Linked DNA regions of Mus musculus: region 2 is linked to region 1. The links are chromatin loops, found by intact Hi-C in ENCODE. Cell type or tissue: heart. All regions are shown on one strand. Links, peaks and the distances in the headings refer to the core of each region. The heading gives the core; the rest is flanking DNA.

Region 1 (8,284 bases), core at 285-8,284:
TACTCTCCTCAGTGAGGAGGCTGGAGGGAGACCTCAGGCCAGACCGTCCCGGTCCCTTGTCTTGGCTCAGGGACTACTCTGTGCTCCTGGGGACCTTGTTTGGAAGGAATGTGTTGATCTAGTTCTCCAGGGGTAGGGCCGAGGAGTTCCATGGCCCTGGACTGTAGTGTACTAACCACGGACCATATTCTTGTTAAGACACCAGACGTGAGGCAGGGTCCCAGTCCAGCCTGTCCTCATCCTAACTGTGGTGTTTGGAAGACCTCACCAGGGGAACAGACATCTATCTAGAGTTCATTTTGCTCTCCACTTGCATTTTACAGCCACATCCTGACTTCTCATTCCGAGTGGGTCAACCACTGTGATGTGCTATATTGCGACAAGGGATCAGAGTGGTGGTGTCAGAACCCTTTGTCCTCTCCTGCTTCCCTGGCTGGGTTCTGGATACGGCAAGGAGACCCTTCAAGTGTGGGTAAAGCCATGCCACAGGGAAGCATTGACGGCTTGGGTCAGCCTCTGGAGGGAAGAAGTACCGCCCCTGCCCAGCTTAGCCTGGTCCTGATAACTCCCTGAGGTAGTGGAAGTCTGGCTTAGCAAGCACTGGCCAGGTCTCTAGACTCCCTGCCCTCACACAGAGTTGAAGGCAACAGATGGCACAAGACCCCACCAGGTCACAGGGGCAAACTGGCAAGTCAGAATTGGACTCAGCTAGGGCCAGAAGTGCTCAGGAGAGACCAGATGCACTGGAGGGAGCTGTCCCCAGGCGCTGTAATGACCAGATCTTGCTGGCAGTCTAATGAGGCCTAGAAACCCACAAGTCCTCTGGCTACTACACACCCTGGGACCACCTGTCCCACCTCTGCTGCTCTTGCTCTAGCAAGGGCATGTCCCTCACTACTGGCTGGACACTTGGATGACCTTGACTTCCTAGTCCAGGCACCAGCTTGGAACCCCTGAGGGTAGTGAGCTGGAAGCTGGCCTTCCCCCCCTCCCGAGGGGAGACCTTGAGTTGGGTGAGATTAACTGTGAGCCTCAGGGGGAGGTTCAACTCAGATCCCAGGGAGAGATGACCAACTCAAGACCCCCACCCTATACCACTGTTGTCTCAGGATGTGGCCCCCTAAGGAATGGCCTCCAAAGATGGCCATATCCTGGAACCTGCAGAGATGGTACCTGGCATGGCAAAGGCTCTGATGACAGGATTCAATGGAGGTCTCAAGTGGTAGGTGATCCTAATTGCTGTGGGGTCCAGTGTCACACATTAGGAAGCGGGAAGGTCTGAATCGTGAGACTTGAAAGGTGCTGTGTCTGATAGCAAACACGGAGAAAGGGCCACAAGCCCAAAGTGCTTCAGCCTTGTGCCTGGCACTTTCAGAAGCAGCTGATGCTGCCATCTCACCTGAATACACCCAGCCTCTCGATCTCTAAATAACAAAGGTCTCCTTAAATGGAAGAAGTAGGCAGTAGTCTCTGGACACCAGACTGTCTGTTCTGTCCCTGTCAGCCTCTGCAGGACCCCACATCCCCTCGTGCTGAATGGCCAAATAGGGACCCAAGGATCTCTTCTCTAAGACCCTCCTACCCCCTTGCCTTCCTCTGATTTGCTCCAATGCTTTACACCTAAGTCCTTAACAAAGTTATGGTCATGGAACTCCTAAGTCTCACCATTCAACGTCACTGTCAAAGGTCAAGGAGCCAGGTGGCACGAGAACTCAGGAGCAACTGAACTGTTGGATCGTTAGCCAATGGCTGGTCTTCAGCTCCTTGCAGGTGGATCACCTGGGCATACTCCATCTCTCAGTGCCCACCAGAGAATTATTCGGGAAGCCTTAGGGCTGGCCCTAAAGCACCCAATAGTTCCCTGAGACAGAAGAGAGTGAAGGGTGAGCTGCCGGCCACCACAAGCACACGCTTTCCTTTGAGGACTGTTTTGGGGAATCCAGGTGCTCTTTCTGAGCAGTAACCACCAGGGACCAGCAGGGGAGAAATGACCACACTAAGACAACTGCAATGAAAATATTTATTTGTGGATAGTCATAGAAGACAACAGACCAGCACAAAACAGACACAGCTACACAGTGCTGACAGGTGCTCATGTCCACAAACACATTGACAGGGGACACAGTACACAGGGCTTGGGGACTTGGGCAGGAGACCACCTGAGCCCGGAGCACACCCCTCCTGCGCAGCAGGGACTGAGGGGCCAACTGTGCTTTGCTCTGAAGGCCAGGGGACTCCACAGAGGGGTGGTCTCTGGGGAGGACTAGCAGGGTCGGGCCAGCCCCACAGGTGCAGCCCATCCTCCAATTGGTCCAGGTTCTCAACACACGGCTGAAGTTCTGACAGGCTGTGTGTCAGGAATGGGCAGCTATGAAGCTAGGAGCATTTGAGGAGCCTGTGTCTCATCCTCCATTCACAAAACACTGACCCCTCCCCCATCATTCAGAAAATGGTTTCAGGATGTTTTTTTGGGACTCACTCAGGCCTGAGCTTTGAGGGGATCTTCCTGCTCTGTGGGATATGAGAAGGATATGCTAAGCCCATGTCCTCTATTGTGTTCTGTCACCGCCCCCCCCCCCCCGGACATATCCTCCATGTCAGGCATGAAACTGGCAGCTCAGAGGCTTCCAGAGCCCCCAGTCCAAGTCACCTACACCTGCCTGCATGGGGCACTGCCTAGCCCTGCAAGGCAGGCCATGAGGTGCAGTCATGGCTTTACCCAACGTCTCATGGGACCTGCTGGCTCTATAGGATGGGCAGTGAGGTATGGCCAAGGTTATACCCAAGGCCTTCTGGGAGCTTCCAGCCATGGATGTCTGTTCCCACCCATCTGTAGCTTCAGGGCAGAGGCAGCCCTAACTGGCTATTCAAGAGCTGACGGGGACAGGGTGGGGTTCCCACGGGGACAGAGTGGGGTTCCCACGGCATCAGGGAGACCTTTTCCACCTGGAATGTGTATCCTATTGCACAAAGACCAGAAACTGCCTGATGGTGAAACAGGGGAAGGAATGAGGAGATGCTGGCCCAGGGGAGCTCAGCCACAAGCAGGGAGGTAATCCAAGGGAGATGGAGACGCCTGCTCTGAGGATATCCTCTGCCTGCTTCAATAGTGGGGAATCTTAAAATTGTGTTTATTCCACTAGAAATTAAAAAAGAAAGGAAGAGAAGGAAGAAGGGAGGGAGGGAGGATGTAAGGAAGGAGGCAAGAGTGGGTAGGTGGGTGGGTGGGCGGTGTGAGTGTGGGTGTCTTACTCCATAGCTCTCCTGCTGCCTCAGCCTCTAGGGTGCCTGCCACAAGAATAAACCAGAGTCAGCAAGGAAACACAAACTGTCAGTTCTGGCCATGCTGACGACACAATGGCTTCCTGGGATGTCAGGCTGACCTGGGGACACACTGACTCCCACTTACTGTCAGGTGTTGCACAACGCCAAGTCTGAGGCCCAACAGAAAGATGTACACAGTAAAAAACAACCACCAAATCTCCCAGCAGGATGGCTGCTGTTTAATCTGCTGGTACCAGCATCCACCTGGGCCTCTGACACTGCTCCGGCTCCACCCCGACCCCTGCTGGTGGATACTGAAACTGCAAGTGGAGGTAGAAACCTCTCTTCTCTGGTTCTGCAGGACTGGCACCATCTACAGCTGTCACAGAAAGTGTGGGAAAGCATCAGGACTGGCACATGCATGTCCAGCCGCACCTCCATCCCAGGGTGCGTCTCTATCATTCAGGGGGTTGGGGAGTGACATTCACTCAGACCTGGGAACCAGGTTCAAGCCTTCCCTGACTCACCGCTTTCCCTACAGAGACTGCAGCTCTATTGTAACCTCACATTGAACCTGACCTCCCAGAACTGCCCCTTGGAGGGACACCCATTCTTAGCATCCACTGGTGGCTTTTGTGGTCAGCATCCATCTGTCACATGGACAGACATGGCTTTCCAGGACCTCTCAGTGCAGGTAGCTGCGTGGATGTCTGGAAGAGAGGCACCCCAGATAGCAGCAATAAAAGGGAGCACTGGTCATATGTGGTGTGGTGATTCCTTCCTAGTATTCAGGAGGTGGAAGGAGATACTTTGAGACAGAATCAATGTCCCCAATAGGAAGCGGCTAACCCTGGGCTAATGCAGCTTCCTTCCCAAGCACATTACTTCCTTACTAAAATAAAGTAAAAGTAAAAGCCAATTCTGATTTGGATACTAGGGGCCTGCTGTCTTTGCTTTCTTTTTTCTTGGGGCTCAGAGGTGCCACATTGGCACCAGGTTTGGACACATGTCAGGCTTCATGGCCTTAACAGAGAGCTTGCTAATCTTGTCCTGGGGTACTGATGACCAAAGTACTTTTTAAAATTACATTGTGTGTGTGTGACAGAGAGAGAGAGAGAGAGAGAGAGAGAGAGAGAGAGAGAGAGAGAGAGAGAGAGAGAGAGAGAGAGCCCAGTTCTCTGCTTCCTTCAAAGCTGTAAAAGGCTTATTAACGGACACCTCAGAATACGGGCTGGTTCAGGTCCATGTGGACCAGCATCTATCTCCTCCATCTGGGGCATCATAATGGGGAAAGGGTGTCGCTCTCAGAGCTCCATGGAGACCCTATGCTTCTGGGGAAGAGGTAGGCATAATGCACTCTTCACCTCTCCCAGTCTCCCTGGTCTCCTTAGGCTGTGGCTTCTCAGAAGATAGATATCTTAAGGACTGAGGAGCAGGGATATGGGTGCGGCTCGCAGCCATGATTAGGGACCCTAAACTCTGGAAAGCAGAGCCAGGAAGTTCACCCCCGAGCAGTAGACAATGGGACACGTCACAGTCCCCAGCTGGGGTCTAAGAGCTGCCCCTGCATACACAATGCCAATGTGCTCTGTAGAGGAGAAGACCTTCCAAGGAGGCAGAGGCCCTGGCTTCACATCAGGGCCCCTGGCCCCTCAGCATGAGGTGGGCACAGAATCCAGAAATGAGGGTGAGGGGAGTGGAGAAAACCCGCACTTCAGTCTGCCACCAGGGGGCAGGAGCCACCTCTGTCTCTCCTTCCCTGTCTGTCCAACCCCCTGTGCAGCAATGCACTGTCCCCAGCAGCATGTGGCAGGTGAACTGCCACCTGACAGTCCTGCAGGGGCTGTGTGAGTGCCCACAAGAGCCCAGTGAGAGCCGGGCATGGTGGTCCACGCCTTTAATACCAGCACTCGGGAGGCAGAGGCAGGCGGATTTCTGAGTTTGTGGTCAGCCTGGTCTACAAAGTGAGTTCCAGGACAGCCAGGGCTACACAGAGAAACCTTGTCTTGAAAAATCAAAACCAAAACCAAAACCAAAAAAAAAAAAAAGCCCAGTGAGGCAAACTTCCCTGAATTCCCAAGCTGCCCTGCACTCAGCTCCAGAGTTACAGGAGACCCTGCAGACACCCAGACGGCTTGCAGATGTCCTGGAATGTTCCCGTTCCTTAAAAGGTCCCTGTCACAGTGACCGCATGCTTGTGCAAGCACGGGGATATGAAACCTTCCCTCGCAGACCAGCAGCTGCATTCGTCTGACATTCTGGGACACCACCCAAAGAGCAGCAGAGACACAGAAACTCTAATGCAGGAACAAGGGAAAGACCAGAATGGCAAAGAAGATATTTGGCATAATTCTTCCAATGCCAACGGTTAAGACCTAACCCCATTTTAAAGACAGCGCCGACACAGGCAGAGTCTATACACAATCAGGACTGTGTATACATACACAGGGGGCAATGGCAGCCAGTGACCAACAGAAAGGTCCAGAGGCAGCAGGCTGGTCTCCTCCACCTACCTTCCACATACCTATGAGGCAACATGAGGCAGTCAGAGGCCCAGGGCCTTTGGGGAAGGGACCATGGTTGTGAATCACACATTTCTACGACGGCTTTGTCATTTTTTAAAAAAATAGCACAATGGCACATTTTTCACGCTAGAGACTGGCTGAGACCCGACTCTCGGGAAGGAACACGGATGTCGAGTTTCAGTCATGGCTCTAAGGCAGACGTTACAGCTTTTCACAGGGATGGAGACGGACACCTCAGCTGGCTGTGTGTCGGGGCGAGTGGGTGTGGTCCTCACAGCACTGTGGCCTGCACGACGATCTCGGGGTCCTCGATGTCCCTTTTGCTCTGGACCATCCTCAGCTCCAGCTGAGCGGGGCTGGGCTTCTGTCCTTCTCCTGCTTCAGCTGCAGAGCACAGGGAAGATCAGAGCAGGCAGGATGGAACCTAAGACACCCTTCCCTCTCCCATAGTTCTGAATTCCTGCTTCAGGAGGGGGTGCCACACTGCCCCCTGCTGCCTCACTTCTAACATAGCAGGAGGCAGAGGCTGGAAGGGAGAGCTCCCCCTCCCTCTTGTCCACCTCCAATCAGGGACTACTCCCGTGGAAGACAGAGCACAGACAGGTACCTTTTGCACACCGGATGGTCCTCTGTAGGACGTGCTGCATGGCAGACACGGTTTTCTCACAGGCCACCTATAGAGAGGACAGAGACACAGGCAATGGCCCACCTGCTGAGCATTCCTGTACAGAGGGCATCCTCAAGTATCAGCTCCCCCAGTCACCACGGAGATGGCCTCACTGTCCCTCACACCCACACTGGACACAGCGGGGCCCCCACTGGGCTGACTGCAGGATAGCTCCCCCCCCCCCCCCACTCCACAGATGTTTCTGCATCAATCTGTATCTGGAGGGTCCCCCAGAGCACATGCTAGAGGCTAAGCCCTCTGTCTGGGGTGCTATTGGAGGGATAGCAGCTTCTGGAGGTGGGGCCTGGTGCAAGGTCTTTGCTTCCTAGATGCCACCGTGATGCACAGCTACAAGTTGCAAAGCAACAAGGTCAGCTCACCAGGGACAGATACCTCTAAAACCATGAGTAGACAGAAACCTTCCCTCTTTATAAAGGATCTCCGGTGTTTTGTTACAGCAGTGGAGAAAGAGCCAAGCTGATGCTAATTACCCACTTCCCTGTGGACCGAGATGCATCTCTGGATGTGACATCATTGACCTTGGGACGACTTGACAACATTGGGTGCACCTGGCACACAGCAGGTGCTTAATTACAATTCCTAAGAATAATTAGTTTTAAAGACTCTAAAAAGGAAAAGAGCTCTGGCCCACCCCAAGTTCAAGGCCAGAGGACCCTGCCAGTACCCAGACACTCCTCAATTCCCTGACATGGATTGGAAGGACCAGGGCTTGTCTTGGGAGCCCCGCAGTGAGGCTCCATAGGACGAGAGCTGCCAAAACTCTGCTGCTCTGTGCAGTGGAACCCCCACTGCTGCCAATTAGACAGGACAAGCCTGGCTTGCCCTATACCTGAGGGAGGCTGGAGGAGAGCCAGTACAAGAGAAAAGGAGTGAGCATACTGGACCTAAATTCAGAGTTTTCAAAGGACTTGACACATAAGAGCCTGCTTCCCCTCTCTATTATAAAGGCAAGGAGTCAGATGTGGACAGAGCAGGGTAGGAAGAGTTACGGGACAGGCCAGGGACAGATCCTCTCTTCCTCCTCCAGTCTAAGGAAGGCAGCCCTCACCTAGCTATGCAACCATGTCCCTTACAGTGAGGGGCATCAACCATCTGCAGGGCTGGGACAGTCTACACTGGGTAGGGACTGTTCCAACTCTGTTCTTTTTTTTTGTATTTGCTATTGCTGGCATGGAACCCAGGCCTTGTGTGTGCAAGGTAAGTGCTCCACTGAGTCATGAGCCCAGCCCTTGCGACTTGCCTTTAACAGCACTGGGGGAGGACATGCTGGCTTCGAGCTGCTGGGGAGTTGTGTAAAGGACCTGCTGCTTGGTCATCATGCAGCTTTTCTGGTCACAGGCCAGGAGAACACAGATGCAAGGGCATTGCCTTAAGAAAACTCCTCTGCCCCAGCTGGCACACATTGAATTGCATACTGCACAAGAAAAAGCCCCAGCATGACCCACCCAAAACAGCTCCGTCTCACCTGAGCTCCGATGTGGCTAGGATGCACCCCTAGTACTAATTTGGTCCTATCTCCACACAACGTAAGTCTACACAAGGGATGGACAAACAACCATAGAAAGACCTATCTCCATGACAGGCATAAGAGCAGAGGGACTACACTTCAGTGTGCATTCTCAGCTTACTGCCTTTTTACCCCGAAGGTCGGTGTCTGTTAAATCTGGCAATGGCTACATAGCAGGAAACAATCTGGGCTATGCACTGGGAAATGCGGTGAGAATAATGGAATCTTGGTTTCTTAAAAAAACACACACACACTACACATGCACACATACACACTACACATGTACACACAGAAACACTA
Region 2 (8,328 bases), core at 229-8,228, 48 kb after region 1:
CTTGCCTGGCTGGTCCAGCAGGAAGATTGGGCTGGCCTGGGCAGCCAGGTGGTGGCCTCTTGCAATGTACTTTTTGGCTGGTCACTGAGCAAGGTGGCAGGTCCCCATTCCCCTTCCACTCATGGCCAGCCACTATACTGATTCCTGGGAGATGTTAGGGTATAGTAGCTGGCTACCATGGACCTGGAAGGATCTGGAAGGACCACAAGTGGCTGGAATTGCATCTAAGGACAATCCAGGGCTGTCCTGAATCAGGCTTGCTTGCCAGACAAATAGAGCAATTGATTGTTATTATACAGCATAGGAGATCAAAGTCCGTAGGCAAGGGCAATTGCTGAGTGTTTGAGCCCCTGTTTGGTTGATAAATAGTGTTTCACCCACACTGTCTAGTGAATCCATTCTTGTTCTACCCAGAATGCACAGGTCTTAACTACTGAACCGTCTTTCCAGCCCCATCTGTATTTCCTTCCTTCTTCCTTTCTTCATTCCTTTAATCTTTCTCTTTTTTTTGTCTTTTCTAAACATCAGGGTGGGGACTCCAGGGATGGGGGAGTTGGGAGTAGTGAGTTTCAAGGCTATTTAAACTATCTGCTCCCTACAGGCCATCAATGTGAGGTGCTGTCCCCCTGCACTCCAAGCCACTGTGAGTCTGACCTTGACCGGCTGACTGGCTGTTCCTGTCCCCCAGGCTGGCAAGGTGCACCAATGTCCTCCTCTCCTTCCTCTTCTTCTCTTCTCCCTCCTCTCTTCTTTTTCCTCTTCCTCTTCCCCTCTTTCTCCTGTTCTGCACTTTGTTCCATATTGGGTAATGCCAGGAAGCCCAGAGGGGACTCAGTCCTGCCCTGCCTTTGAAGTTGCTTCATTCTGGGAAAAGACAGCTGGATCCAGACATTCACAGCCCATCTGAGTCAGCTCAGGAGAAAAGGGAAGCCATATGGGGCTGAGGATACTGGGATACCTGAGATTTGATGATATTTCTGATCGGGTGACTTCAGAGTGTGTATTCAACATCTAAAGAGACAGGCAGAATATATTTCAGGAGTGGTATGTGCCAAACACCCAGGGATAGCGGCTGGTCTTTGCCTTTCCTTGCCTCCCCCAGCGGGTTCTTGAGCTGCTGGCATCCTTAGACCCCACTTTACCCCTGTAACCTCAATTGCTTCCCTTCCAACTTCCAGTCCATGATGCCAGAAGGATGTGGATGAGTGTGCCGTTGCCTCACCCTGCGGCCCCCATGGTACCTGCACCAACCTGCCAGGGAGCTTCAGGTGCATCTGCCGTGGGGGATACACTGGCCCTTTCTGTGATCAAGACATTGACAACTGTGACCCCAGTAAGTGCAGGGATCTTTGGGGTGCTTCCTTTTCCTGGCACTGTGTTGTTTCCTGACTTTCCTGACAACACTTATTCCCCTCATTCATGAGAGCCTTACTTCCATCTCAGCACCACTATATAATTAGGGCTGCTGGGATGACTCTGCAGGGAAAAGCACTGCTTCTAAACCTGATGAACCTACATCAGCCCTACAAGTTGTCTTCTGATCTCTACATGCCTGCTATGCACACACACACACACACACAAACACACACACACACACACAGAAAAATGAAATAAAAAGTTAAAAAATGTTTTATTTAAGCCAATATAGAAAATATTTTCATTTTCACATATAAGGCTTCAAAAATTTAAATTTTGCTAAATGTATTTTACATTTGTAGCTTATCTCATTTGGACTGGCAGTGATATCAAGGGCCTATTAACCTCATGTAGCCAGTAGTAGCTACACTGGTCACCACAGGCTGTGCTGAGCTTATGAATCAGAGCAGGCAGTGGCACTACAAGTATTCCTTGGTACTTTGAGGTTAGTTCCAGAGCCTCCATGGATTACAGACTCTAAGGATGTTAAAGTCCTTTATTGTCAAATGGCTTAATGTTTGCAAATAACCTCTGCATCTCCTCCCAGATTATTTAAATCATCTCTAGATAACCTTCTATTTTAAAATGTTTACATTTACTTATTATTGTGTGCATGTGTGTGAGCATGTATTGCCACACCACCTCCAGTAGGATCTGTGTGACAAGTTCCACAGACTGAGGCGATTGACCTCAAAAGGGGGAGGCCTCCTGGAACTGGTTGTGGAACTCTTTGCCGGAGGAAAAAAGTACTGAGCCATAGTTCTCATGACAATCTATCTGTTTTGTTTCCTCTTATTTCTTTTCTTATTTACATGTTCCTGGTAGCCTAGGCCAAGATCTTAAGTGAGAATAATGGGTAAGAAATCATCCCTAGAGATGGGGCCACTAACATGACCTTATCTCCGGGGAAACCAATGCTTTACTTTCTAAATCATTTACAAAAGTATTAAGATAGATGAAAACTTTCACAACAATAAAATTTCATATGGCTACACATGTGTAATAGGAGGTGGATTTTGGTATATGGTAAAGAAAGCCTTAATTAGAAAGAATTAAAATAGTTTAAATTTATACATTGAAGATTTATAAAAAAAAAATCAAGCACTAGATGTTAAATAATAATTGACCATGGGGCTGGAGAGTTATTTCAGTGGTTAAGGGCACTGACCGTTAAAGATTTATTAACCTGCTCCTGGAAATATGCCACTAGCCTCGGATGACAGCCCCCACTGAATACATCCTTTTAGAATTGTTATATTTTGATGATTTATAATGATGTCACCTGTTCTGTTTGTGATTCACTGAATACATAGTTTCAGAGTTGTAATGCTTGGATGGTTTTTGTGCTTTACTGTGCCAAATGCTATTTGTTGGTATTTGTGATTGTTTCACTGGATACAGTTTCTAAGAGATGTAATGTTTGTTTTTTTTTTTAATGTGTAAAATCCCATGCTTGAGAGCTGCAAAATACACTCAGATTCAAACTGCCTCTGCGTTTGTTTCTGTTTGTCACCGCCGAATCCTTACCCACCTAGCTTCAAGGACCCTCATGCCAGGGACCCCCATACCCAACTGGGGTGGTCCGTGGCAGTGGATGTAGCATGTGTGGAGGTCATAGGACAGTATAGTCCTTCTACCTTGTGGGATCTGGGGCTCCAACTCCGGATGTTAGGCTTGGTGGCTTTATCCATGCTGAGTCGTATCATCAACCCAGACTTCATTTTTAATTTAAATTAGAGAGAGGGAGGGAAGGTGAGAGAGAAAGAGGGGATGGGAAGGAATGCACACATGCTACATTAGAGTGTGGAGGCCAGAGGATAGCCTGCAGGAGTTGATTTTTTTTCATCCACCATGCGGGTTGCAGGGATTGAGCTCAGGCGGGCAGCCCTGGGTGGCCAAGCACCTTTACCTGCTAAAGCCATCTAGCCTGTCCCTCTAGATGGCTTGACATACCAACATCAATATACATGGCATGTATGTGTTTGATATACTCTATTGTTTAGAAAATAACAAGAAAATAGTGTGCATGTTCTGTCCTTGGGTAATCTCTGATTTTCACTATTGTTCATCTACTGATTGAACCCACAGATTCTGAACTTCAGAATAGGTAGGGTCAGTTCTATGGCTCAAAGGGGCTTTTTAAAAAAAAGAATAGTTTTTACATTTATTTATTCATATATGTGTTGCACACGTGAGCCATGGCATTCATATGGTGGTCAGAGGGCATCTTGTGGAGGGAGGTTGATCTCTCACCAAGAGTGTCCCTTGTAGGCTGGGACACAAAACACCTTTAATTTCTGCACTCAGAAGGCAGAGTGCAGGTTCATCTCTGAGTTCAAGGCCAGCCTCATCTACATATTGAACTCCAGCGTAAAGCACAGCTGGGTCAGGTCAGGCTGATGTGGCATAGGCAGACTTCTTTCCTGCTCACTGCAGACCGGTGCCTCCATGGTGGCTCCTGCCAGGATGGCGTGGGCTCCTTCTCCTCCTTTTGCCTCGTTGGCTTTGCTGGTCCTCGCTATGCCCGAGATGTGGACAAATGTCTGAGCAGCCCCAGTGGCCCTGGTGGCCCCTGTTCTGATCATGTGGCCTCCTTCACCTCTGCCTGTCCACCTGGTTATGGAGGCTTCCTCTTTGAGAATGACTTGCTGGGCTGAAGCCCCAGGTGGGTGGAGCATGGGCTCTGTCCCCCTGTGAGTCCCAGCCACGTCAGCATGGAGGCCAGTGCTGTCCCAGCCTAGGCTGTGGAGGTGGGCTGACCTTCACCTGTCACTGTGTCCAGGTAGGTGTGATTGGTAGGGGTGGAACCCTTGGGGAAAGAAAAGGCCCGTGGCTTTAGGGAAGCATATGTCTGTCTATAAGGGAAAAGTAGAAGGAAAAGAGGTTCTGAGATGCTGAATTATGGTTTGGAGTGTAACTTAGTGAAATTGTGACGTGGCTTTGTTGCCTCCTGGGGGAAGGTATAGCTTATCTTCAAAGTGAGGTCAGTAGAGGAAAGGGGAGGTTGCTGGAATTGGAGAGAATGGGGTGGGGGGTCATCATTTTCCAAGTCTTGACCTCCACTCCAACCTCCTGTTTCTTCTCACTACATTTTTTTTTCTCTTTCTGTCCCCTCACTTCACCATTAGCCATTCTGGGGTCTGCGTTGTGAGTGGGTGGCACGCTCTTGCCGAGAGCTGCAGTGCCCAGTGAGTATTCCACTGAGTGGACCACGCTGCACTTGTCCTCCCAGGCTGTCCGGGCCCTCCTGCCGGATTTCTAGGGCGTCACCCTCAGGAGCTATTAACACCAGTTGCGCCTCTGCCCCTTGTCTGCATGGGGGCTCGTGCCTACCTGTACAGATTGTCCCTTTCTTCCGCTGTGTATGCGCTCCGGGCTGGGGAGGACCGTGTTGTGAGACCCCTTCCGCAGCCCCTGAGGTCCCCGCCCGTGAGCAGCATGCCAGGCCAAGCGAGGAGACCAGAACTGCGTGAGTGCAACAGCTCAGGCTGTGGCCGGGAAAGCAGTGACTGCTCGCTGAACGTGGACGACCCCTGGAGGCAGTGTGAGGCACTGCAGTACTGGCGTCTCAACAACAGCGGGTGCGACCAGACCTGCAGCTCTCCAGCCTGTCTCTATGACAACTTTGACTGCTACTCTGGTGGCCGCACCTGCAAGTGAGCCCTCCCCACCCCCATTTGCTTCTGTCAGCCTGCAGTTACACATTCCATCTGTCCACACTTAGGACTTGTTAATCTGTCTTTCTTAAAAATTTAAAAATTAAGCTGGGTCTAGTTGCTCACACATTTAATGCCAGCATTTTGGAGGCATAGACAGGCAGGTCTCTGTAGGGATTAAAGGCCAGCATGATCTACATAGTGAGTTCTAGGCCAGCCAAGGCCACACAGTGATACCCAAAAACAAACAAACAAAAAGCAAAACAGTAGACCGAAACAGGTGCTCAGTCAATAGTTGTTATAGTGATACTGGTCGAGTATCCCAAATCCCAAACTTGAATCCCTGAGTTATGTGGGGCACGGGCATGATGCCACAGTGGAAAATTTCATCATTTGCCTCATTGATAAGTTACAGTCAAAATTCAGACTCAGGTTGGTCTGTGTAGTTCAGTGGCAGAGCACCTCCCTAGATGGCATGAGGCCCTTGGTTCAAACCCCGGCATGGAAACAAAACAACCACCAAAGGCAGGCACTGTATAAAAATATACAGTTACTTCTGTGTATGTGTATTTTTGTCTTTAGGCTTGGGCCTCATCCCTGAGGTGCCTTATATAAATTATGCATAGTGGGCTGGGGATGTAGCTCAATGGATGGAATGCTTGCTTAACATCCACAGAGCCAGGCTTTGGTCCCATGCACCGCCTGAACTGTGAGAGGTGCTGTGTGCTTGTAACCCTGGCTCTCAGCAGGTGGAACAGGAGGATGATAAGTTCAAGATCACCCTCAGCTACATAGTTTTGTTTTCTTTTTTAAAAATAGGGTTTCACAATTCCCGGCTGGAATTGGCTATGTAAGTTCAGGCTGGCCCTGAACACACAGAGACATCCTTGTCTCTGTCTCTGGAGTACTGGGATTAGAGGTATATGCCAGCCTGTCTGACTAACATAGGGAGTTTGAGGCCAGTTTGAGATACATGAGATCTTACCTTAAAATATCTATAAAAAGATAACTCATTGCATTTATTTGCATATATAATATTTAAGCGTATGTGCAAATATTCTAAAACTCTAATTTGAACTCTGAAATAGTTTTAGTCCCAATTATTTCAAATTAGGAACACAGAACTTGTGGTTATGCAGCCAGTTACTGCATTTGCAGAAAGCATACCCAAGAACATCTCCCCCAACCCTGCCAACCCCATACCAGCACTGCCCAGTACTGCTCTTCCCTGTGTGTGCATTTAGATGACCCGAAGAATCTCTAACTTTGTGTTCTCTGTCCCCAGTCCGGCTTATGAGAAGTACTGCACCGACCACTTTGCAGATGGCCATTGTGACCAGGGTTGTAACACTGAGGAGTGTGGCTGGGATTGGCTGGACTGTGCCAGCGAGGTCCGGGTCCTTTTGGCTTGAGGGGTTCTGGTCCTCACAGTTCTTCTGCCTTCTGAAGAGTTGCTGTGCTCCATTGCCGACTTTCTGCAGCAACTTAGTGCTATTCTGCACAACTCACTGCGCTTCTGCTTGGACGCACGTGTCCAGGCCATGGTCTTCCCCAGCTAAGCCCTGGCTCTGAATACAGCTCTGAATCTAGCTGGGTCTAGAGGTGATCGGGTGAGTGACTGTGGCCCAAGGCTGGGTACAGTGGTTAGAGCACCCATGATCCAGACCATCTGTTTCATGCTTCTTAGTTGAGAGCGCTCTTGCAATGCATCTTCCACAGGCGTTTCAGTGTCTGTCGGGTTGACTTCTTTGCTATGGGTGGGGTTCATCCTGTGCACACTACAGGAAGCCTAGCTGCAGCACTGAGATTTTACTCTTCAAATGCAGGTGAGAGCACCTTCTTGCAGTGACAATGAAAAATGTCTCTTAAATATTAGACTGTGCTGCTTGGGAGAGAGTAGGGAGGCTACAGGATGGGTGAGAGGGTGGCATTGCAAAATTGCACCGTGGGGCTAGTGCTACTCCAGCAGGAGAGGCAGGCTGTTTTCAGAGCAGTTAAAGGCATGTATAAGCTTTAAAAAAATAACTTTTAATTAAAACGTATTTATATTGCTAGGCAGTGGTGGCGAGCACGTTTAGTTCAGCACTTGGGAGGCAGAGGCAGGTGGATCTCTGAGTTCCAGGCTAGCCTGGTCTACAAAACCAAAAGCAACAACAGCAACAACAAAACAAAGGACTTTTTTTTTTTTTTTTTTTTTTTTTTTTTGGTTTGTTTATGGAGACAGGGTTTCTCTGTATAGCCCTGGCTGTCATAGAACTCACTTTGTAGACCAGGCTGGCCTCGAACTCAGAAATTTGCCTGCCTCTGCCTCCCGAGTGCTGGGATTAAAAGTGTGCGTCACCATGCCCGGCAACAAAGGACTTATTATTGTGTGTATGATGTGTGTGTGTGTGTAGGTCCCCAAGTGCCATGACACTTATGACACTGCAAGCCTGTAGAGGTTAGAGGACAGCAGTGTGAAGTCAGTTCTCTCTTCTCATTAGTTTTTCAGGCTTGCATGATAAGCACTTTGCACCATGAGCCATTTCTCTGGCTTGCTTGTTGTTTTCTTCTTGTTGTTTGTTTTGTTTGTGTTTTATAGGCATTGGCCTGAAATTCAATCTGTAGCCCAGGTTGGCTTTGAACTCATGGTTCTCCTACTCAGCCCTCCCAATTACTAGGATTACAGGCATGCACTATCACCCCTGACACTCACTCTCTTTCCTCCCCACTCTCTTCTTTCCCCTTCCCCCTCATCTCATGAAAGTTGTAGAACTTGCTCACTAGTGACCTGGTAGGGGGAACCTGAAGTGGGAGAGGCATTTGTTGAGGGTAGACCAGGGCCTGAAGATTGAGCCCTGACAAAGAAAGGAGGGCTGAACTTTAGAGATACTGTGGTTTGTAGGTTCTGATTGGATGCAGGCAGAAGTCAAGTAGATGGTTGAGGTGACACATGGCTCCTTTCTTGGCTAAAGTGGCTTAGTGATGAGGACATAGGGTTAAGCAGGAGCTTAACCTTGGAGCTTGCTATTCTTAGGGGGTCTTGAAGTATGGGGAGGAACCCCAGGAGATGACTGAGGGCTGAAGATGCATACAAGACAACTGGGTATTGGAGGCCATTGGAAGGAAAGAAGAGAGAGTCAAGGAAGCAGGAGAGAAGGAGATGAAGAAGGAATCTAAGGACTCTCTGAGACCTAAGGACTGGGGGACAGTAAAGGATGTGGCTCAGTAGTAGAGAACCTACCTTGTATGTTCAAGGCCCCGAGTTCATCTCCAA

The links. Peaks named below come from ENCODE experiments on the same cell type or tissue, not always from the same donor. Only the 100,000 strongest peaks of a DNase experiment are listed, where the experiment ranks them.
Region 2: a loop joins it to region 1, with 3 times the contacts of the local background. A loop is called at or near these places in 13 of 42 quality-filtered maps.

The regions. Positions count from the first base shown.
Region 1 is chr10:78,434,741-78,443,024 of GRCm38, forward strand. Pdxk (pyridoxal (pyridoxine, vitamin B6) kinase) reads right to left here. Exons shown (of 11, transcript NM_172134.2): 10 at 6,397-6,463; 11 at 2,007-6,173. The coding sequence ends at 6,061. It overlaps Mir6410 (microRNA 6410), which reads left to right and starts at 59; the gene lies at 59-162. In heart, for the core only: CTCF peaks have their summits at 4,973 (motif pointing right) and 6,285 (motif pointing left); DNase peaks (open chromatin) are centred at 3,525, 4,941, 5,451 and 6,353.
Region 2 is chr10:78,482,958-78,491,285 of GRCm38, forward strand. Gm30232 (a long non-coding RNA gene) reads left to right here and starts at 3,738. Exons shown (of 6, transcript XR_003948915.1): 1 at 3,738-4,198; 2 at 4,545-5,072; 3 at 6,358-6,682. In heart, for the core only: a CTCF peak has its summit at 4,959 (motif pointing left); a DNase peak (open chromatin) is centred at 4,924; H3K4me3 peaks cover 646 bases; H3K27ac peaks cover 401 bases; H3K27me3 peaks cover 3,709 bases.